Linked DNA regions of Homo sapiens: region 1 is linked to region 2. Evidence: chromatin loops called from intact Hi-C (ENCODE). Cell type or tissue: Caco-2. All regions are shown on one strand. Links, peaks and the distances in the headings refer to the core of each region. The heading gives the core; the rest is flanking DNA.

What was found. Hi-C counts contacts between places; a loop is a spot of excess contacts. Peaks named below come from ENCODE experiments on the same cell type or tissue, not always from the same donor. Only the 100,000 strongest peaks of a DNase experiment are listed, where the experiment ranks them.
Region 1: a loop joins it to region 2, with 2.5 times the contacts of the local background. A loop is called at or near these places in 3 of 110 quality-filtered maps.

Annotation. Positions count from the first base shown.
Region 1 is chr6:144,461,150-144,473,399 of GRCh38, reverse strand. It overlaps UTRN (utrophin), which reads right to left. Exons shown (of 75, transcript NM_007124.3): 22 at 12,058-12,203; 23 at 10,534-10,746. Among named protein-coding and RNA genes, the nearest start is that of SNORA98, 62 kb to the right of the region's middle. RefSeq lists enhancers at 1-395, 3,092-3,768. In Caco-2, for the core only: no CTCF peak of the experiment used is centred there; a DNase peak (open chromatin) is centred at 5,249.
Region 2 is chr6:144,297,708-144,309,957 of GRCh38, reverse strand. The region is part of intron 2 of UTRN (utrophin); the gene reads right to left. Among named protein-coding and RNA genes, the nearest start is that of UTRN, 18 kb to the right of the region's middle. RefSeq lists an enhancer at 3,750-3,869. In Caco-2, for the core only: no CTCF peak of the experiment used is centred there; DNase peaks (open chromatin) are centred at 7,057 and 9,597.

The DNA of each region.
Region 1 (12,250 bases), core at 1,606-9,605, 160 kb before region 2:
ATAAAATATTTTGCTCTGATATAATTTAGAACAATTTTTCTCTAAAGTTAGTAACTCAGAGCAGGAATAAACAAATAGCACGGTAGAGGGAATACAATAGATGGTTCTCATTTCTGCTTTTGGATGCCTTTTTATCTGAGAACTCAAGACAGTCCCCGTTCAGCTCCAATATTTCATCCAACATTTATTAAGCACCTACTATATATATAAAATCCAGCTACTGTGTATGGCGATAGGGGTTCAAAGACAAATGTGAAAGCAAACATTTTGCAAAGAGAAAGAGACTTTAGAGAGAAGGTAACATTGGAACCAGGCCTTAAAGAATGCAAATAAGGGCCAGGTACGGTGGCTCACGCTTGTAATCCCAGCACTTTAGGAGGCCCAGGCTACGGATCACGAGGTCAAGAGATCAAGACCATCCTGGCCAACAAGGTGAAACCCCGTCTCTATTAAAAATACAAAAATTAGCTGGGGGCGTGGTGGGGCACCTGTAGTCCCAGCTACTCGGGGTGGCTTAGGCAGGAGAATAGCTTGAAACTGGGAAGCAGAGGTTGCAGTGAGCCAAGATGGCACCACTACACTCCAGCCTGGCGACAGAGCAAGACTCTGTCTCAAAAAAAAAAAAAAAATGCAAGTAAGTAGATGCAATTTTAGCTTTTGAGCTCCAATACCAAAATCATTGTCATTTCTTTCCATAGGTGGGCAACTGCCATGTTTTTCTCTGGTCTTCTACTGATTACATGTTCCCAATTCCTTCCATGATGTCTGTAGGACATGATATTTAGGTATTGCTCACTACTCTGATCAACACGCTCTGGAAACTACATCAATTTTTAATGTCCTTAAAATATGCCACCCAGAACCAACTATTCTGATCCTTATAATGTTTGAATTGATCACAAAGATCTAACTAGTTTATATAAGGTTATCAGAGATTATCTCAAATACTTTGGTGAAATCAAGACTTGCCAAGAATGTTCATTTGTGAGCATTATTTGAACTAAATGAGAGAGCATCTTCAAATGTGAGATGTTATCACTCTGTGTATCTAATAATCTAGGCTTCCTCCTCCAAAAAAAAAAAAAAAGAAAAGAAAGTAGTACTTAAAGGAAATGAGTCTGGGCAAGGCCTATTATTGGTATCCATGTTGATTCCTGGTGACCACGACATTCTTTCCTAAGCACATATAAGATCTCTAGTCGGTTATTTATCTTACAGTTTGGCTAGGAACTGACATCAAACTTACTTTATATCTTCTGCTTCTAAAAACTAATGTTTCCTCTTAATTAGGACATTCCTCCATCTCCATTTTTCTGGTAATTTCTCACAAGATTATGACGTAAATGACCCTGAGATCAAGGGTAAAAATCCCACTTGGGATGTAGATTTATGCATCTGGAGGAGCTCTGAGTGGTTTTGCTTGTGGTCCTAAGTTCAGGCTCTAAAGCACTCTCAGTAATGACTATTCTATACTTTGTAGTTTTGAAGGCCATTCTCTGATGAAGATGGCAAGTAAAAAGTGCTTATCTAGCTAGGTTTCTCTGTGTCTTCCATTAATATTATACCATCCTGTCTAAGCACTTCTGCATCTCGTTTATTCTTGGCACAGCTTTGAAAGCCTTTCAGTTCCATTGCACACTTTCCCCAAGCTGCTTCCTCCTCTCTTCTCCAGCCTGTCTGACACTATTCCCACAGGTCCATGCTACCCTTATATATTTTCAGTTGGTTACAGGTCACTTCTGTGTTTGCTCCAGCATTTCAAGGTCTTAGCATAGAAGGCTTCTTGGGAAGACATGCTCAGGACGGGTAGAGTGGGGCATCCAAAAAAGACAGAAGTGCAAAAAGAGAGAAAGTGTGAATACATTCACAGAGTTCATAAAATGACTTTAAAAATTCTCCGTTTAACTTGTCACCACAGATTCTTGCACTGCTAATCTCCATTCTGCACTTTTAAAGAATGCATTACTGCTGTATAACTGGGAAATTCATTAACTCTAGTTTGAATAAGGAAAACTGATAGTCTCCTCAGCCAAAATTTTCAAAATTTATATGGAAGCATTATATTTCAAGGAAGTTTTAACCACAATTGGCTTTGACTTGAGTAAGTGGCCTTAACTACTCCAGTCACTGGCATATGAGGAAGTTTTATGGCCTCAACAGCCTTCCCTCCTCCCTCCTTCCCACCCTCTCTCTAATACACGCAGACCCATCAGGGCACATGCAATTCACATGTATCTGTTCCTTCTCTCCCTCTGACATGAGAAAAAAAGAAAGAGAAAAGAAACAGATCCCTCTCCCTCTCCCTCTCCCCCTCCCCCTCCCTCGCCCCCTCCCCCTCCCTCTCCCCCTCCCTCTCCCCCTCCCTCGTCTCCCTCTCCCCTTTGCACGGTCTCCCTCTGATGCCGAGCCAAGGCTGGACTGTCCTGCCGCCATCTCGGCTCAATGCAACCTCCCTGCCTGATTCTCCTGCCTCAGCCTGCCGAGTGCCTGGGATCGCAGGTGCGCGCCGCCACGCCTGACTGGTTTTTGTATTTTTTGGTGGAGACGGGGTTTCGCCGTGTTGGCCGGGCTGGTCTCCAGTTCCTGACCGAGAGTGATCTGCCAGCCTCGGCCTCCCGAGGTACCGGGATTGCAGACGGAGTCTCACTCACTCAGTGCTCAATGTTGCCCAGGCTGGAGTGCAGTGGCGTGATCTCGGCTCGCTACAACCTCCACCTCCCAGCCGCCTGCTTTGGCCTCCCAAAGTGCCGAGATTGCAGCCTCTGCCCGGCCGCCACCCCGTCTAAGAAGTGAGGAGCGTCTCTGCCCGGCCGCCCAGTCTGGGAAGTGAGGAGCGCCTCTTCCCGGCCGTCATCCTGTCTAGGAAGTGAGGAGCATCTCTGCCTGGCCGCCCATCATCTGGGATGTGGGGAGCGTCTCTGCCCCGCCGCCCTATCTGGGATGTGAGGAGCGCCTCTGCCCGGCCGCGACCCCGTCTGGGAACTGAGGAGCCCCTCCGCCCAGCAGCCACCCCATCTGGTAAGTGAGGAGCCCCTCCGCCCGGCAGCCACCCCATCTGGGAAGTGAGGAGCGTCTCCGCCCGGCAGCCGCCCCGTCTGGGAGGTGGGGGGCGCCTCTGCCCGGCCACCCCATCTGGGAAGTGGGGAACCCCTCTGCCCGGCCGCCACCCCGTCTGGGAGGTGTACCCAACAGCTCATTGAGAACGGGCCATGATGACGATGGCAGTTTTGTGGAATAGAAGGGGGGGAAGTGTGGGGAAAAGAAGGAGAGATCGGATTGTTGCTGTGTTTGTGTGGAAGGAAGTGGACATAGGAGACTCCATTTTGTTCTGTACTAAGAAAAATTATTCTGCCTTGGGATGCTGTTGGTCTATAACCTTGCCCCCAACCCCGTGCTCTCTGGAACATGTGCTGTGTCCACTAAGGGTTAAATGGATTAAGGGCGGTGCAAGATGTGCTTTGTTAAACAGATGCTTGAAGGCAGCATGCTCGTTAAGAGTCATCACCACTCCCTAATCTCAAGTACCCAGGGACACAAACACTGCGGAAGGCGGCAGGGCCCTCTGCCTAGGAAAACCAGAGACCTTTGTTCACATGTTTATCTGCTGACCTTCCCTCCACTATTGTCCTATGACCCTGCCAAATCCCCCTCTCCGAGAAACACCCAAAAATGATCAATAAATACTAAAAAAAAAAAGGAAAGAAACAGACAGAGAAGCCATGTAGGCCAATGGATCATCCCAAAAGTGACAAAGGGAATAGAAGGGAACCTGTAAAGCCACACTATAATATTTTCACTACTAAAAATCCTGCATGTAATTCTAACCACACTGTGCTCTAAAAGAGACAGTGTGCCCATATAAAGAAATGCTGAGGTCTGACTACCAAGCTCAGCACCTGCCTAGCCATGGGGCCTTGAGAAACTAATTTTTCTTTGAGCCTTAATAACTCATTGTGAAACTGGAATCATAACAACTATCTTGTCTGGTTGTTCTGAAAAACAGAGACTCCCACATAGAAGAATGCACTAAATGGTAGCGATTATTATACTAAGATCTACAAAACCAACTGCTTTATTATGACCAAGATTGAGACCATAAAAGAGTTACCACATCCAAGTTTTGGTGTTTATGTCCCATCAGAGGCACCACAGGAATGAACAGCCAGGATGAGCATGTGTTTGCATAAGCATGGGTTTCACTTTTTTAATTGCTGCCAACATTAATGCTTGTTCTATCCTGTAACTGTTTCAAAGTAACTGTTTCAAATGGCTACTGCTTATATATCTGGCTAGACCTGGCCAAATACAGCTCATGGGAAGGAATTGGTACAGAAGGAAAGGCCCATCCTTTAGAAGTGCCTGGCAGCAGCAGATTCACTCGGCGTTTCCACCTCGTGGCACACCGCGCGGGAAGGGTTATCAAGTCCCAAAGATCAATGCTACCTACCACCTGTACCTGTATGGGTGAAGGCAGAAGACAGGGAGCTCTACTCTGCCTTCCACTCTCCCTATCTTATCTCCCCTTTCCCTGAGCAAAATATTGTCACAATCAACCTGTAGCAGATGTTTCCTGTGCTTTTCAAACATACCAAAAGTCTGCTCATCTTTAAGTCAATTCCACCACAACAAAGAGGTTGATTACAAAGATCGTCAAAGAGCTCACATGAAAATAGTGTTTCTCTGTCCATTTAAAAATTACTCAGCTGATGCACTTACAAGCTTCTAATCTACAATAATGACGATTTTTTTCTTCACCTCCATCTGCTTACAGAACACACGCATGCACACACACACACACACACACACATTTCTTTAAGGGACTTCAGTTCTTACAAACCAAAACGAAATATAAAAACTGTTAGTAAATTTCTAAAGCAAATGTCATTATTTCACATGCAAAAAAAAATAAACTAAGTACTAATCTGGGGCAGCCATTTCTCATACCTATTTTTACTCACAAATATTCAAATGAATATAAAATTACGAATACAGTATTTTTTGAAAATCAAAATATCAAATATTCTAGTATGGAAGGGTCAAAGTCTACATGGACCATCACTGCTCAAAAGCAATGATTTCTAAGCATTTCAGATGGGCAACAACCTGCTATGGGATCACGGACAAGGAACAGCAAGGTCATTAAAACAATTCCTCTGACCCTATCTCACCTCATTTCCCATCCCCCATCCTGTGACCTAAGGATGGAGGTAATTTAAAGCTTGGTAAATCTGGATTTAAGACAGTAAGATTGCAAGGTACACAACTACCTCTGGAGACTTGATTACAGCTAAATTCTTGGCATTTTCTTTTGCTCCTCCCCCATCTGTCGGAATGTCCACAGCTTTTTAAGACATAGACCAGAAAAAAAAAAAAATAGTGTGAAGCCAGAATTAAAACAGTAATTTAAGGCAGCCAGGTTCCTATTTTGTTTCACTTTATAATACTCAATAACCTCAAAAACACAACCTTGAAAATGTGCTCTCTCACTTAGTAGGGAAGACAAACAATGACACTGCTACTACACTTATTAAAAACTAATAAGGTTCTTAAATCTAAGGAAGGGAATATATGAATATTCCCTTCAGTAAAGTAAAATGTGTTCACAAATGAGAAAAAAAACTCAAACCCTTATGAGATAATTATATCAATTATATGTTACCTAAGAAGGGTTAAATCATCCGTACTAATATTACTCTTAGAAAGTATTGCATTTTTACCCTAAAATGCTTTCCAAAGTACTCTCAAAACCTGGTTCTGCCTGTTGGAGCTCCAGCACGCCCCCCTCCAGATTCCGGGTCAGAGCAAGTCCATTCATGTGTGCCTTTGACTGTTCAACAGTTGAAGGAAGAGGCATGACTACACAGGTGTCCTGCCACTTAGGATAACCAGGCTTTAGACTGTATAAATCCACTCTCACTAGAGAGGCCGGACACATCAATTACATTCACATCTGCTAACTTGCTCTATGCCTGACAGGGATCCAACCCTCAAAGAGCTCATGCCTCGTGGGAAGAGAGACACACATTTCTCACCATAATAAAAGACGGCCTGAGATGGGTCATTGTGAAGGTGTAAATGACACACAGTCGAATCACAGAGGAGGGAACGATTATCTAGCTATGGGTGTAGTGATGAGCTGGGCTGAAGACAGATGAGCAGACAGGAGGAGGAGGGATGTGAATTCCTAGCAAGTACATGACATTTTCAGAGAAAGGCAATAGTCTAGGATGGTCTTTGGTGACCCACCGTATTCTCCCCACCTGACTCAGCTCACAGTGGAGATGCAGGGAGGGCTTCAGGGCAAGAAAGGGACATTTTGTATTAATGGCACTTGGTATTAATTTGTATTAATGGTGAAGACAACCAGATCCTTTCAGAAGTACAACTCTGGTATTGGTGTGAAAGATGAATTCCAGAGAGAAGAGACAGGAAGTGGGAATCAGATTTAAAGGGTAATGAAATTTTCAGGGAAAGAGATTGCATGAGAGCCTGAACCCAGAAGGAAGGGCCTGGAGGAGGAGCCTGAAAAGGCAGGAGCGCTGGAAAATAGAAGACAGTTTTGTGTGTGCCTTGGGGACATCTTTCATTTCCCAGTTATACATAGGGCAGGAGCTCTTGAATAAGGAAAAGGAAGTACGTAATATGAAATACTTTGCAGCCCCTAAATCCAAAGATATTACTACTGGTGAGGAGAGATATATAAGCAGCCTCTTAGGATTTTATAATATGTTATCCCCATGATTCACATGAAAATCCAGTCAGTAAAATCAATAATGGAAAAAAGAAATACCCATTTCATGTATTTTCAAATGTTTTGTCACCTGGAAGGGGTATAGTAGTTTGTAAAAAGTAACAATGAATATTTTACCTCGTAAGTACAGGAATGGAGGTTATTGCTTTGGCATGGCACAAATAAAAAGAACTTAAGAATGTATTTGGGCATAACACAATGAATAAAAATATGTAGGTCCAATCTCAACATGCACAAAAGGAACCAGCTATGGAGACAAAGGAAATGCAGGCAAATGAGGAAAAACACTGCAATGCCAACAAATAACAGAAAACTGAAATTCGCACACAACTAACAGCCTCTTACAAATATTGAAGGATAGCAGAAAAAAGCAAGCACATGGCCATGAAAACACTTTCAAAGTTTAAATGTGCTGTATCAATGAAAGATGTTATTAAGTAGTGGGATTCACTTCCAAACTCTATCTGGACTATGGATTTAAATGTCCTTCACAGAGTTCCAATATCATTTCTTTCCACAGTGTGGGGGAAAATGATTGGAATTAGCAATATTTGTCAATTGTTCTTGTCTAACTTGTATGTACAAGGATCCACTGTTAATATTAGCTGCCCCCAGGAAAGAAAATGGTATTGGGGAAGAAAAGGAACTCTAAATGTTCACTGTAAGTATTTCTGTGGTATTCAATTTCTTCACAATGTGTAGGCTTCAAGTACTACTCATGTAATGAAAAATGCATTTTAAAAATAAACGAGTTAACTATTTTGTTCCTACAAAACATTATTATGAATTGGCATTGAATCTAAAACCTACTGTGCTTCATGCCTTAAAGACAAAAATAATTAAATGCCTAAAAAATCATATATCAGGTCATTGAAAAAGGGAAAACAATGATAATCTGCAAATAAATATTTATTATAATTATCTAATAATTTGAGGGTGTGGAATTTAAAGTTTTCCCAAGTAAATCATGAGTAGTTAAGTAACCAGCAATTCCTACAAAGCAAAAAAAAGGAGTTTTCTTTTGAATTTAAGATAAAACATGTATTTCAATGAAGAAGTTATACAATTAAGAAATATAGACACTGTATTCCTTAACCACAATCTTGCAGTTAGTACACAAGAAGCAAATAAAAAAAGTACTGGACATTACAAATCTGCTACTGTAACAACAAACACTTACATATCCAGACACACACCCTTGATGTTGGATATTTTTAATGGAAATAAATATTTCCAAGTGACCACTTTTAGTGCCTGGATTTGCTACATTAATAGCAACAACCCACCAAAGCTTAAAGCTGGATTACTATAACCACAGGACTCTTTTGTATTTTGGGAGAATATTTATTCTCTTTAAGCTCCATATTGAAATAGTAGCATACATTTAGCTAACCCTAAGATATACTTTTAAGAGTCAAAAGAAGACTAACTCTGAGGTTAATCTCCATTTATACTTTGGACTTAAATCTGAAAACAAAGGGATGATCTTTTGAAAAGATGGGGAATGTTTCATCTGGCATTGCTAAACTTTGGCACTAGTGACATTTGGAGCCAGATGATTATTTTGTTGTGAGGCTGTCCTGTACATGGTGGGATGTTTAGCTGCATCCCTGGCCTCTACCCACTGGAAGTCTTCTCCCACAGTTCTGACAACAGAAATGTTTCCAGAAATTAACAAGTATCCTCTGGAGGGTAAAATCACCCCGGTTGAGAATCACTGATAATACAATGCTGGGACCATAACCAAAAACTTTAGAATTATAGAAAAGGCCAATGCTCATTTTGAAAGCCGGGAACAATTGCAACTCATAATACACAACGAGAAGTGGGACCATCGCAAAGTAAAATGGGCCAGGCATGGTGGCTCATGTCTGTAATCCTAGCATTTTGGGAGGCCGAGGAGGGTGGATCACCTGAGGTCAGGAGTTTGAGACCAGCCTGGCCAACATGGTAAAACCTCATCTCTACTAAAAATAAAACCTTAGCCGGGCATAGTGGCATGTGCCTGTAGTCCCAGTTAATCAGGAGGCTGAGGCAGGAGAACTGCTTGAACCCGGGAGGCTGAAGTTGCAGTAAGCCAAGATTGCACCATGGCACTCCAGCCTGGGGCAACAGAGCAAGACTCCATCTCAAAAAAAAAAAAGTAAATGAGTCAAAAACACTAAGCCACACAAAACACATTTCTCTCCATAATTACTGGTTTATTTGAATGAGATCTCCATCTAGAACTGCACTTACACCTAGAGAAAAACTACCTCCTGTCACTACCATCACACACAGCTACCCACACACACACACAACCCCTCCATCTGTATCTTCTGCTGATCATTCATTGGAACTACCCATTAGTTCCTGAGTCAAAGAACGCCCCTCCAAATTCAGTGGTCCACTCAGAGAATCTGGCTGGATCCCTTCCACACTAATCTGTGAGGTCTTCCAGCTCCTCTTCTACCACGTGTTCTCTGACTTTGATTTTCAAAACATACATTTTCATTAATTTTTGTCTTCGCTTTCAATCTTTTCACTTTTTGGGGGCAATATTCCTTATGCAAATTTGCTTAGCATCTAAATCCAAATCTATATATATTTAGATCTAGATCCAAATATATGTAGATATAATATTTAGATGTAGATCCAAATATATGTAGATATATATATTGTATCTACATATATTTGGATCTACATCTAAATATATATAGATTCGGATTTAGATTCTCTCTATATAAATAAAGATGTATATGCATATATACAGAGACATCTCCCTATATATATAGATATATATCTACACATATTTGGATTTAGCTTCCAAGAGAATCTATCTATCTATATATATAGATAGATAGATATACAGAGATATATCCAAATCTAAATCTCCTATTGCTAATTTCATTTCATTCGTTGAAAAATATTGATTGGATGCCTTCTCTGTGCCAGGCATTGCTCTAGTTATGAGTACATCTTGGCATACATCGGTGAATAAGAAATTTAAAAAAGACAAAGATCCCTGACTGATGGGGAAAAAAAAAAAAAAAGACCAAGGTAAGGAGTCACTGGAGGATAGGAAGCCTTGCAGGGAGAGAGTGTGATTGGTTCATTCTCCACCCAGAACTTTCCTATTAAAATACCAGGTGACCTGGAAACTCTGCTTCTCCATCTTTCTCACAGGCAGAATGTTAAAATCTGACACTGACTTCTATTGACATTGACTCTCTCCTTATACATCCTCACATTTATCCTTTCCTCTTAAACTTTATCACTGCTGCATCTGTCAACATTTTCAGGTGTAGTGAAGGATCCTGTTTCTGAATTTTCATGTCCCTGGAACGATTTGCCTTCCCACTCTGACACTGTCAATGGCCTATCTCTGACTTTTGACTTCAAATGTCAAAAACCTGCAAAAAGTAGTTTCATGTATTCAGCAATTTACTACTACCTGGGCTATTTCTACCACCCCAACCAAGTTACTACTATAATCTAATCAACAGTCTGTATTTCACACAGGCCCTCCATGCCTGAAACATTATTTTGACCATTTTTAAGCAATTTTCTCTTATCTTCAAGGTCCAGTTTACTCTACTTTTGACTTTGCTTCCAGGCAAAAGGAAATAAATGTGCTCTCTAGCACATTAAAAGTACATCTTTGATAAGTCCCAACTTAAATACATAATAAATGGGGATCTAGAAAGAATGTAAAATATTTAAATAATAAATACGTGAATCTTATAAGATAATTACTATTTACCCCGTAATAAACTTAAACTCCCAGTGGCCTCTGGATTTACCTCAAAAGCTCTGAGTGTGAGAGCAATTTCCTCAAGCAAATGTAGATCTTTGGAAACCAAGACCTTTAGCTTGTTCCACTTTCCTTGCACATCATCAAATTCTTGCTTATATAATTTTTCTACATCAGGATGAACATTTTTCTCCAGAGCCTTTGTTTCTTCTGCAAGTTTATGTAATGCAGGTTTCTGATTCTCAAGGATTTCATCAAGGGTCTGGAAAAAGTTTTAAAAGATTAAAAATATGCACAAAAATGTGTCTGCACAGATATAGTAAAATGGGCTATATAAAGTCAAAAGTCACTTTAAAATGCATTAGAAAGCATTTTTATCTAAAAAGAACAGTGGGTGGGAGTGTGAATTAGTTCAACCACTGTGGAAGACAGTGTGGTGATTCCTCAAAGACCTAAAACCAGAAATGCCATTTGACCCAGCAATCTCACTGGGTATATACCCAAAGGAATACAAATCATTCTGTTATAAAGATATATGCACACTATGTTCATTGCAGCACAATTCACAATAGCAAGGACAAGGAATCAACCCAAATGCCCATCAATGATAGACTACTTAAAGAAAATGTGGTACATATCAACCATGGAATACTATGCAGCCATAAAAAGGAACAAGATCATGTCCTTTGCAGGTATATGGATGGAGCTGGAAGCCATTATCCTCGGCAAACTAATTCAGAAACAACAAAAAAAAATACCGCATATTCTCACTTATAAGTGGGAGCTGAATAATGAGAACATACGGACACATGGTGGGGAAAAACACACACTGGGGTCTGTTGGAGGGTGGGGCATGGTGGGAGGGAAAGCATCAGGAAGAAGAGCTAATGGATGCTGGGCTTAATACGTAGTGCAGCAAACTACCATGACACACGTTTACCCATTTAACAAACCTGCACATCCTGCACAAGTACCCCTGAACTTAAAATAAAAGTTGGAAATCAAAAAACAAAACAAAACAAAACATGAAAAACTCATGAAAAAAATAGGCATAATCATAAAAATTAAAGCTTTTTCTTCATGAGTTGTGTGTGGGCAATACAGTGTATTCTCAACCCTAAAAACCAAGGGAACAGCAAACCCAGTGTGGGCCAAGTGTGCAGTGCTCAATGGCTGCTCTCCTTTTCATCTAATAGCACAGAGCCATAAGGCTACTCAACTAAATGACCTCGGAAACATTCCTATTCGATGCAGAAAAAAGTATACATCAACACGTCAACTGATAGTCCTCATTTCATAAAGATATTTTAGCAGATTTTATGAACAGGTTGAGAATTTTAAGCTAATCACAGCAGAAGGAGAAAATATGCTTTTCTTCTATGAAAAAATTTTTAATAACTGTACTTTCTTTTATGTGAGGTCAAACTAACCCTCAAATCATAAACACATTTTTGCACCAATGATGAACAAAACTGACCAACTTTTTTTTTAATCTCTGAAAAAACATTTCAAAATATGTAAGAGGAGATATTAGAAGAAGCGCTAGAGTTCTAACATGGAAGATATATGTTACCTTTTTTTCTTGCAGGGCCTTCTCCACCTTGGCAAGATCATTAAGGACATTCAGAGACACCTGGGCCTTATTTTCTGAATCATTTAGCACATCTTTCAGTGTTTTCAATGTTTCCAGATATGCATGTCCAGGTTGGCCCTTCAGTTCTGTTTATTTAAAAATATTTAGTTTGAAAAAATCATATTAGGAACCA
Region 2 (12,250 bases), core at 2,290-10,289:
TCTCTGAGAGGAGGGAGTTAGCCACAAGGTTATCTGCTAGAAGAGGGCTCAGGCCCTGACCTGGGAGGTGCCTGCCTCATATAATGAGCACAAACTAGTAAGGGGAGATGAAGCCAGGCAGGATAAACAGGGTCCTGTAGATCACTGTAAGGTCTTTCGCGTTTATTACAACTGGAATGGGGAGTCACTGCAGACTTGGAAACCTGAAGCAACATATCCACTTCTGATTTGAAAAGGATCCCTCTACTGTGGGGTTCAGACCAGCCTCCATGGGCCAAGGGAGGAAGCAGAGAGACAAGTAAGGAGGCAATTCCAGAAAAAGCAATGGTCCCCTAGACCAGGACAGTAGCAGTGGAGATCGTAAAATATGACCGGATTCTGTATAAATTCAGTATTAGGAAAATAGAACCAGCAGGATCTGCTGCATTGGATGTGGGTATACGAGAAAGAAAGGACTACAAAGATGACTCCAAAACTGGGGCAATTGGAAGAATCACATTGCCTTTATCTGAGACAAGCAAGACTGTGGGATCAGCTTTGGGGTTTACGGGAGATCAGGAGTTCAGATTTTCAGATCTGAACATAGAAGATGTGAAGTAAACAACTGGAAATGCAAGTATGCAGTTCAGAGGAAGAGGTCTGGGCTAGAGATAGAAATTTGAGCCAGCATTCAGATAGTATTTAAACCAGGATACTGGTGAGATGACAAACGGCAACAGTGGGGACAGAGAGGAGGTCCAAGGACTGGGTCCTGGGCCCTCCAACGTTAAGAGGAAGAATCAGCAAAAGATAATGGGTGGGAAACCAGGAGCGTGTGGGGTGTCCTAGAAGCCAAATGAAGAAAGAGTCATGGAGGAGGGAGTGATCAGCAGTGTTGATGCTATTGAGAGGTGGAATAAGGTAAGGACTGAGAACAGGCTACTGGATTTAGCAACAAGGAGGTCCCTAATAACTTTGACAAGAGCAGTTTTACTGGACTGGTAGGGGGTCTGCCTGATTTGAGTGGTCTTAAGAGGGAATGAAAGGAGACGAACTGCAAATGTTGGTACATACAATCTTTGAGGAGCTCTTTCATAAAGGGGACCAGAGGAATGGCGTGGTAGCTACAGAGACAGGTGGGATCAAAGTAAAGTTTTGCTAGAAGAAAAACAATAGCATGTTTGTAAGCGGATCCACTAAAGGGGAAATCATAGGGATGCAGAAGAGAGAAGGGAGGTGACTTTGAGTAAGTAAAGGAGGATGGGTACAATGTACACGGTTAGGGTGGCCTTGGGTGGGTTCTGGTTGAGGATAGATGTGGTATTGAAGTTTCTGGATTCCTCTTTGGTTTGCTTCAATTTTCTTAGGGCAAGAGTAGGCAAAGTCAGCCGGGCATGGTGGCTCACACCTGTAATCCCAACACTTCGGGAGGCTGAGGTGGATGGATTGCTTGAGCCCAGGAGTTTGAGACCAGCCTGGGCAACATGGTGAAACCTCTTATCTACAAAAAAAAATACAAAAATTAGCCAGGCGTGGTGGCACATGCCTATAGCCCCAGCTACCCGAGGGTGGGAGGATTGCTGGAGCCCAGGAGGCGGAGGTTGCAGTGAGCCATGCTAGTACCGAAAAAATGGGACGCTTAAATTCAGATGACAGAGGGGCTGCCACCATAAACAATGACCTGGTCTAGCCAGAATATACCCACCACACTGGGAGACAAGATCACTAGAAAGAGAACTTAGAGAAATTAAGAGGACAGAGTATTAGAAGGATCATCAATGTTTACACCCAAATCACTAAAACAAGAGTAACTTTTAGAGAGAGTGACAGAGCTAAACTCACTGAGAAATGAGAGTGAGCGGTGGAGGGAGGGAGTGACATCTCACCAATTAGGTTGAGTTGGTGATGCAATCCGATGGCAGGAGATTGCAGCTGGGGAATCTGGTCTGAATGCGGAATGAGGAGCAAAGGGCCATTATCTCTCTCTCCTGTAGTAGGAGAGGGCTGGGAGAAAAGAACCCACACAAAAGGCAGTCACAACAAACATGTCTACACTTTGACAAAGAAATTTCTTTTGATGTCAGAAAAAATAAAGCACTGTGATATCCATTCCACCTGAGCTTGATGAAGCCCAAGTTTCATTAATTAAAAAAAAAAAAAACTGAGGCAGACTGTTAATTAGTAATCTATGTCTGATTATTTGCCACTTTTAGCAACAAAAGGGAAATATTCATCAACAAATAAAAATACATTATATGCAAAACTGGGTCAAACATTATCAGAAATTTTGCCCTTCAAACTTTGTGTCTTCTCAACCTAATTCTAGCAATCAGGTCTTTTGTTTGAGTGGCTTTAAGGCAGTAGAAGTAAAGTAAGGACCAGAATTTGAGTTACAGCAAAAGTGTGAGACCCTCAGTTCGTGCCAGCGTATTGGACTGCCAATCTAATTTCAGAAAAAAAGAAACATTATGAAGACATAACCCTATAATATGTCACTCTTCCTCTAACAAGACTTAACTTTTCATTAAGTCATAGGTCTCCTTTGAGAATATAATGAAAACTGTGGACCCTTTTTCTAAGAAAATATGCAGAAACACAAGTGTAAAAACTTCTGCACATATTGCAGGATTTATTGTTAACCTCTTCTCTCCCTCCCCAAACACCCAGTCAGGCTAGGTAGAGTAATATCTGCAAGGGGGCTTCCTATGCCCTTGGGAGATAAATACAGTCAACAACTGCGGCATCAACTAATAATATCTACTAAAAAATATTACAAATCAAAAACCACTTCTTAATTCTTCATCTTCCGCTGCCGTCATCTACCATCCAGATGCTCATTTTAGGGTCAGTCAAAAATATCTCAGAAAATACAAAGATAAATAAAATATGCAACAGTTCTTGATTTTTTTTTTTTTCAACAGAGTCACACTCTGCCACCCAGGCTGGAGTGCAGTGATGTGATATTGACTCACCGCAGCCTCCACCTCCCAGGTTCAAATTATTCCCATGCCTTAGCCTCCTGAGTAGCTGGGACTACAGGTGCGCGACCCCATGCCCAGGTAATTTTTTTTTTTTTTGTATTTTTAGTAGAGGTAGGGTTTCACTATGTTGGCCAGGCTGGTCTTGAACTCCTGACCTCAGGTGATCCGCCCGCCTCGGCCTTTCAAAGTGCTGGGATTCCAGGCATGATCCACCACACCCGGCCTCTTGAATTTTTAACATTATCTTGCAAAGAGCTCAAAAAATGACTCAGGAAAGTACTCAAGACTCCAGCTGCCAGTTTTCAAGGGCAGACCCCAGCCCAAGCCAGTCTCATACATGTAAGAGAAATATATATATTACATATTTTTCCCAGATATCTCCAGGCACCTCAAAACTCAATCTAGAACTTCACTTACTATCCCCTTATGCACTGCCCTCTCCACAAAACCTAGAAAGAAAGGCTTCATTTGCGAGTGTTAAAGTCAAAAACCAGGCTTCTCTCTCCATCCCATCCACCACCCATCATCTGAAGACCACCACCATGTCCTATCAGGTCTGCCTCCTACCTAAAGCTTCTAAACTCTCCCCTCTCCTCCTTCCCAGCTACCTCAATCTCAGTTTTGGCTTCAATACCTCTTATCCTCTAACTGTGACAGCCACCCAAAGGTCCTCCAGAACCCCAGGCTTGCCTCATCCAGCACACACCCCACACCATCCATGCTCCACGTGGCTTCTAGAGCACCACTCAGAAGAGCAAATCTGATCAGATCAGCCCTCTGCTCACAAGCTTTCAGAGGAAGCAAGGCCTTCCCAAACCAGGAGTGAGAGAGAGGAGGCCATCTCAAGTAACCAAAAACACAGAGAAAAGGGAAAATAAAACAGAAAGTATGTAACCTGATATTACAGCTACGGTTTGTGGTGTGTGGTGTGTGCAGGGTGTGAGGTATGTATGTGTCAGGGAAGTAGTTCGGTGAATACTGCTCCTAGAAATTGGAAGCTTTTTTTATTTAATATGTCATATCTTTCAGACATAGAAATAGACAATAATAGGCAAAAGAAAATGGTACAAGGTCCATGACTGCAGTGAATCTCCTATCCAGATCTGCCTTTCAGGCAAGGCAATGCACAAATTCATTCCCCCAGCAGCTGAGGGCTCATAGCTGAGCATCCGTCCAGGAACTGCCCTTGGCCAAGTTACCTTGCCCAGATTTTCACCTCACCTCCTTCCCAGGGTCAGCCAAAAGCCTACTGGTCAAGGCAAAGGTCCCCAGGCTCAACACATTGCCTCAAGTTGGGAAATCTCTGAAGGGCCATCCCAGCACCAGCATTCCCTATGGATCCAATGGTGGCCCTGCTGTAACTCAACTACACTTCAGCTTTTCCCTGGCCCAGTCCTTCTTCCCTCATTTCTTTCATTAACAGGAATTGTTCTCAAGTGCACACAAATCTCTGTCTCAAATCCTACTTCCAAGGAACTGGGCTTAAGACAGTCATCACTCAGTTCACAAATCAGCATTATTTCATATTAATTTAAGATTCTATTTCTATTTTCATTGAGGAATTAAATATTATAGATAAAACTGAAGAACCTCCTCTCTCACTATCTCTAAAGAAATCTAGTGTTTATAATTTCCATAAAAATTTTTGTATTTTGCTATATATTTATAATATGAATACATAAACACTGCAGGGCAATTTCTGCAGGTATATGAGCTTTATATACAGTACCATTCAATACATTGTGCAACCTGATTTTTGTTTGTAGTCAAATTGTTTTTAAGATTTATCTATGCTGACATAATTAGCTCTTTAAAATACAACCTAAATCAAATACGTCAAAACATTACCAGCCTGGCCAACATGGTGAAACCATGTCTCTACAAAACATACAAAAAAAATTAGCTGGGCATGATGGTATATGCCTGTAATCTCAGCTATTCGGGTGGCTGAGGCACAAGAATTGTTTGAACCCAGGAAGGGGAGATTGTAGTGAGCCGAGATCGCGCCATTGCACTCCAGCCTGGGCAACAAGAGTGAAACTCCATTTCAAAAAAAAAAAAAAGTCAAAACATTAACAGCTGATAAATTTCAAATGAGGGCACGAGCATATCTGATATATCATTTCCTGTACATTTTTTTAGATTGAATACTTCAGAATTTTAAAAATGATAAATATATAAATATAAATTTTTTTAATTTTAAAGCCCTTTCAAAGATTCACCATTATGCTTAGGATACAACTCAAACTCCTAAAGATGGCTTATAACACTCTTCTCAGCTTCATTCTCCAGCATCCTGCTTTAGCCATATTGAAAACCTCACAATTCTCACCTCCAAACCTCTTGTCATCAACTCCCTCTGTCTTAACAGCCTCCCCACATCCCCACTCATTCTTTCAGATCTCAGCTTAGATATCCACTCTTCCAAGATGCCTTCCTTGAAGCCCTGGGATGTCAGGTACCACTCCCGTGAGCTCACACAGCAATCTGTGCTGTTTTTACTTTTACAACTGTGTAACTGCCTGTTTAATCTGTTTTCTTAAATTCCTGTGTACCTGCCCTCTCTAGGTGACAGACAGTCGACAACTGGAACTGTGTCTTATTCACCATGCGCCAATCCACAAGCCTAACATGTTGTAGAGGCAAGGCAACAAAGTACTATGCAAAAGTCTCTTACCGGCCAAAGCAAAAACTTGGGTACCACCAAGAGACAACCCAAGAATGCTTGCAAGTGTTTACAAATGAGAGCTTTTGTTTTTTCTTGAAGGTTAAGGGAACCACCATTTCTGAAATATCAGCATATATAGTAGATTTTAGTTATCCACTGAATGTAAAGAAAGATGAACTTACAAACAGTATGACAATAACAGCCTCTTCTTTCTTCTATTCCCAAAACCTCCACAGCAGAGCATCACATTAAGGAAAGCATTTGTTACCTGAATTATTATAATTTCTGAGCATCCCAGCTTTATTAACTGAACTCCAGGGCCCTTCTACCACTTAAGAATTCCCTAAATGTAAGATATTTCTCAACATCTGCTCCTAATTTATTTTTAATTTGCATTTATTCTATCCTATTTGTTGAAGCTGAAATTACTAATAGAGGATGGCATTATCTTCACAGCATCACATTAGACTACTCTTTAATTAAAGTTCCTCTGAAGTAGTTTTCCAAACTCTTTTAGTATATAGATTTTCTCTTAGCTGTGCAAGAGTTTTACCTTCATTTAAGATGAGATTAACATTACCTTTCTTTGCTACTTTTTCAAAGAACTGTTAATAGTATACTGCATAGACATGAATAAACCATCTCTTTTCTCATTTTCATCAACTTTTTCCTAAAGCATGACCCTTCTCTCAGAATATATATAGAAAAAAATACAGATCCTATTGCAGCTGAACTGAATTTGAAGTTCCCCATATAAACTGACCAAGAGGTACTGTGAGAAAAACAGCAGTAGTCAACTTCAGTAAGAAGTAGAAGTAACTGTAAACGGTTAAGAAATTGATCAAGAAAATTCTAGAGAAAAAGCTAATAACCGAAAGTGTTGAAAATCTGAATTACAGTACGATTTGAAAAACTACATACCTCATTGAAAACATAAAGCAAATCCCACCAAGGTGAAGTTTACATTGCGGCTTTATAGATACTGTTACTAAAAAGTCCCACAAAGGTGAAATTTACCTAGAGGCTTTAAACATACTGTTACTAACTAACAAATCCCACAAAGGCGAAGTTTACATTGAGGCTTTGCACACCCTGTTACTAACTGCTAACCACTTTTCACATCCTTTCCCCTGCTCAGTCTCCTCTTGTACCACTCTGGTCCAAGTCCTTATACTCCTTAACCTCAATTTTTTCACAACTCTTACCTGTTCCCTGCCTCCCCCTAACTCTGCTACCTTCCAAATCTATCTTTCCTGCTGCCAGCCAAGTTATCTTTCTGAAAAACAGTTCTGAGCTAGTCATTAACTCACCTAAAATCCTGTAGTGGCTTCTTACAGGGAAAGATCAAATAAACCCTGCTTCAAAAGGGCTTTCGAAATCTGACCCCAGCTTCTCCCATCATCCCCATTACCCCAGCCACACTCAGTTACCAGGGACAGACTTCAAATGCCTTGCTCTTTTCTCATCATCTGCAATGTTCTTCCCACACTGTCCACAGCGTTGCCTCTTACACATCCTTCAAGGCACACCTCAAATTCCTTGCCTCTTTCACGCTCTCTTACTCAAACCTACCCTCATTCCAACCAAAGCAAGACATCCTTCCTCCCTCCATGTGTCCCTGGTTTGTGTGGGGATGTTTATTGATGTCTTTCTTTCCAACTAGCCTGAGAGCATCTTAAGAACAGAGGTGGGTCTTGCTTATCTCTGAGCCCAGCATCTAACAATGAATGAACAATAACCATTTGCTGAATGAATGAGGTATGTATGTAAGCAAGTGTAATTTTTAAAACCATTAAAAGGCATAGCAAGTCTTTTTTTTTGAGACAGAGTCTCACTCTGTTGCCCAGGCTGGAGTGCATTGGCACAATCTCGTCTCACTACAACCTCTGCCTCCCAGTTCAAGCGATTCTCCTGCCTCAGCCTCCCAAGTAGCTGGGATTACAGGTGAGTGCCACCACGCCTGGCTGATTTTTGTATTTTTAGTAGAGACGAGGTTTCAGCATGTTGGCCAGGCTGGTCTCGAACTCCTGACCTCAGATGATCCACCCACCTTAGCCTCCCAAAGTGCTGGGATTACAGGCATGAGCCACTGCACACGGCCACAAGTCTTTGTTAAGCACTTACTGTGTGTGTGGAGACTAAGCTAAAGGCTAGCATCAGAAAGTCAGATGAAAAAAGGCATATAGACATACACAAGCCAGAAGGGCCACAAACAGAAATGAAGAGTGAACACGTGGGAAAGATTGATTCTGGCATGCAGATAGCACAGAGAGCAGAACACCTGGTGGCACTGATGCTGATGTTTTAAAGATGGAGGTTGCAAAACTGGGGACGCAGGGAGAAGGAGAACAATCAAGCCCAGAACACAAAACAAGCGAAGTCACAGAGGTAAGAAAAGGACCATGGGCAGTCTTCACCTGGTGCCCTCTGCCTCCTTCATGGTGGTTTTTGGGGCGAGGGGGAGGGTGGGGCAGTGCTGTTAGAAAGTAGGATGGTGGCCATGAGCAGTGTCTCACGCCTGTAATCCAGTATTTTGGGAGGCCAAGGCAGGCGGTTCACTTGAGGTTAGGAGCTCAGGACCAGCCTCGGCAACGTGGTGAAACTCCACTTCTACTAAAAATACAAAAAGTAGCCAAGCATGGTGGCAGGCACCTGTAATCCCAGCTACTTGGGAGGCTGAGGCAGAAGAATCACTTGAACCTGGGAGGCGGAGGGCTGAAATTGAGTCACTGCACTCCAGCCTGGGCAATGGAGCAAGACCCTGTCTCAAAAAAAAAAAAAAAAAAAAAAAAAGAAAGAAAGAAAGATAGGATGGCATGAGACTTCCCTAAATGTCTCCCTTAGACATATATGCAGAGAGACCCCCTCTCTGAGCAATCTGCCTTGATGCCAAGGCCCTCAGAATAAGGTATGTCTGACACCAAATGCCCAACAAGGCTGCCCTGAGACAGCAAGCATATGCATGTGTTCCGAAAACACCAACACTCTTCTAATTTACAACACGTTACGTATCTTGAAAAAGCGTATGCAAGTTCAAATAATTCAAGTCAACTCTGATTTTTCTATACAAACTATCAAAATGGGAGTTAATATATAATTAAGGGTCTGATATGTTAACATTATAGAACTGGCCATTGATTTCACATGTAAAAACACAAAAGTAAACCTTTTTATATTTGCTAATACGGCATTTTCTAATCACCTAAAGGAACTAGATGAGGTAACAGAGTAAACTAGAACACACACAGTTTTATTTATGAGCCCCCCACCGAAAAAGCTGGGCTTTAGGGTAAGTCCAGGAGCCTTTAACACTAAATAAGATGGAGATTCATCCTCCCACCCCTGAGACAATATTTACATTTTAAATTTTAAAAGATAATATAATTTCAAAACTGGCAATATAACAATCACTTTAAGAAATTGGTCATATACAACTTAGGACCAAATGTTGTTTTAAAGTCTATTTGCTTCGGGGTATTTTATTACTTTTATTTTGCAGTTTCTTAGTTTCAAATAAGAAAAGGCTTCCTCCTGTTTCATGAAAACTTACTCCACATATGAACATGGCCAACCTCTGCACCAAAGTCTCTGTTCTAACATAGATTACCAGCCACTCACACCTTTCCAGTGGCTCCCTTTTTGATCCTTAATCTTAAAACTGCCTGAGGAGCAGGTCTCATTAAATTTTGAGATGTGATCTCAAATACCACACAATGATATACAAAGAAGCAATTCCGTATCTCAAGTCACTCTGAAGGTTATTTTATCAAAGAAGAAATAAAGATCCCTTCCTGTATCTTCAAAGAGGTAAAAGATTAAAGCTCAAAAGACAGGTAAATAACCCCAAAGATCTGCAAATAACTCAAGGTCTATAAAAGGTTTGGGGTTTGTTATTTGACTTGATTTGGTTTGGTTAACTGAATATAAGGATATCACAAGAGGCCGGGAACCATGGCTCATGCCTGTATTTCCAGCACTTTGAGAGGCTGAGGTGGGTAGATCACTTGAGGTCAGAAGTTCGAGACCAGCCTGGCTGACATGGTGAAACCCCATCTCTACCAAAAATACAAAAATTAGCCAGGCATGGTGGCACACACCTGTAGTCCCAGCTACTCATGAAGCTGAGGTGGGAGAATCACTTGATCCTAGGAGGCAGAGGTTGCAGTGAGCTGAGATGGCACCACTGCACTCCAGCCTGGGCAACAGAGCAAGAGGAAGACTACGGCTCAAAAAAAAAAAAAAATCACAAGACTTTTGGGCTGTTTTTACAGATCCATAGGGAAAATGCTACGGTGGTCTATGTCACTTAACTCTTTAATTCATCTTCACATAAAAATCACTATACATCTTTTAAAATTCACTCATTTTAAAGAATGGTAGGCAAATTATTTCAAAAGCAAGCATAGTTATATTAAATATGTCACCTATTTAGAATTAAAAAACAGGGAGGCAAATATTAATACATATATAATACATTTCTCTAACCACCCCCCCTTAAGATAAGAAAACTAGCATAGAGGTTGAATGTGAGGAGTTTTTTTCCCACCATGATTCAAAAACACGTCTGTCTTTGAAATAATGTAATAGAAAATATACACAATACATTTTTATAATGAATGCATCAGCGGACTCTAAGCTGATGCATTCCCTAGAAAAAGAGTTCAAGATGTGATGTTACACTCACAGCAAGAAGACCTTGAACACACTGCAGCAATAACTAAGGAGCGCAGTGGAGAAATATGTCGGCACTAGATATATTGGTATCATCTTCTGGTTCAATGGGCCAAAATAAGAAATGCACCAGGTTTCATCACTCTCCTGACCCACTTTCCTCACTTTTAACTTCACCCAACACAACCCAAACTCTTCAAAATACAGTGTAAAAGAAAAAATGCCCAACATCATGAAATCTATTATCTTTTCAAATTATTTAAAGGGAAGTGTTTATAAGTAGAAATAATAAACGTTGTAGCTTTCCTTGCTCCTCTAAAATGCAGATCATTTTCACTTTGGTTCTATGACTTTTAAACCTGCCTTCCTTGTCTATAAATTAAGAGCACTAAAGAGAATAGCCCACAGAACTTGTTAAAACTCCAGATGCTGGGACCCCACCCCACATATCTGAGTCTGGACCCAGAAGGGTGGTTCTGACATAAAGCTTGAATTAGGAACTCCATATGTGAGAAGCTCAAAACCTAGTTTTCAAAATAAAAGCATGTGCATAAATCTACATATTGACTGGATCAATGTTAAATAACATGACTCACACGTAGCCTTTGAGGGGCAAGTGAACAAATCAATTAGTATCAACCTCAAAATGTTATTTCCTGCACCAAAAATCTTTTGCATATAAATATTGTATACCAAAATCTTAATTAGAGAATGGAGTTGAAGAAATTTGCAAAAATTAAGACTATGAAATTAAAGAAAAAGATCTAAAGAGATCATACTTTTGAAATTATACAGATGTGTTAATTTCAAAGCTGTACCACTTTAGAGACACAAAGTCATATTTTTTATTGGATTCCTCTGCTACATCAGAAATGCCCTTATATGCTTTTCTCTACACTTTGAAAAAAGATTTTGTTCCATAATTAAATGTTAAAAGGATTGAACTGAATGTAACTAGCCACCCGTCCACATACCAAAAAAGGCTCATTCGAAAATATTCACACAAAAAATGTGACTCTCATGCTCTATGTGTTGTTGAGCTCCACTGCTATGAAAGACAGATCTGCATTTTTTTTAAACTTAATTTCTTAAAAGTGAAGGTGAGGTTATACCACTGTAAACCTTAATCTTAGCTGCCAGATGCGCATACACAGACATTTCCCTTATGAACCGGGCCAAGAGAATGTGCTTCTGATAGAAGAGCCCCACAGGATATTAATAAACGTCAGGTATTTGGTTGTTTAAAGGCACAAATGCAAAGATTGGAAAACCACATGGATGCTGGAAACTACCTGCTTCCTGGAATTGACATGTGCAAATCCAGTGTCACAGGAAGTAAAAGCGAAAGGACTGGGACCTGGTTTCAATTTCTCAGTCCAAGAGCCATCATCTCGAGAGTAAGTATACATTAAGAACTCATACTGCCTCACATTTCAAATATTGAAATAAGTCTATTTATTATTAAACAGTTAAGGCATATAAAAAGATAAAAATATAACATAGTAAATGTCTATGCCTCCACACAATTTAAGGGGAGAAAAAAAAATCCAGCCAATGCATCTGAAACCACTTCAGCAGAGTACCCTTTCTCCATTGCTTTAGATTAAATTTTAACTAATATTTACAGCTGCTCAAATAGTCTTGCATGTTGACTTGTTCCCAGAAAAATCATCATATCAGCATCTAGTTCAAACTTCTGGGTACAAATAAGGTTCAATAAAATTGAGTTCTCTGTTCTGTCTATATAATTAACGTACTTCCTTTGCTTAGAATCATCCTCAGCAATTCACGTTTTCCAGTCGGGAATGGATCTCCTCTAAAAGTTTCACAACCATAGTAACAGGTCATGAGAATCACATTAATACAAAAAAACTTTCTCATGATTGCACTACTTCAGCATAATGAGGTAACAACATGGAGAATATCTTTACAAGCAGGACAAGAATAGCTG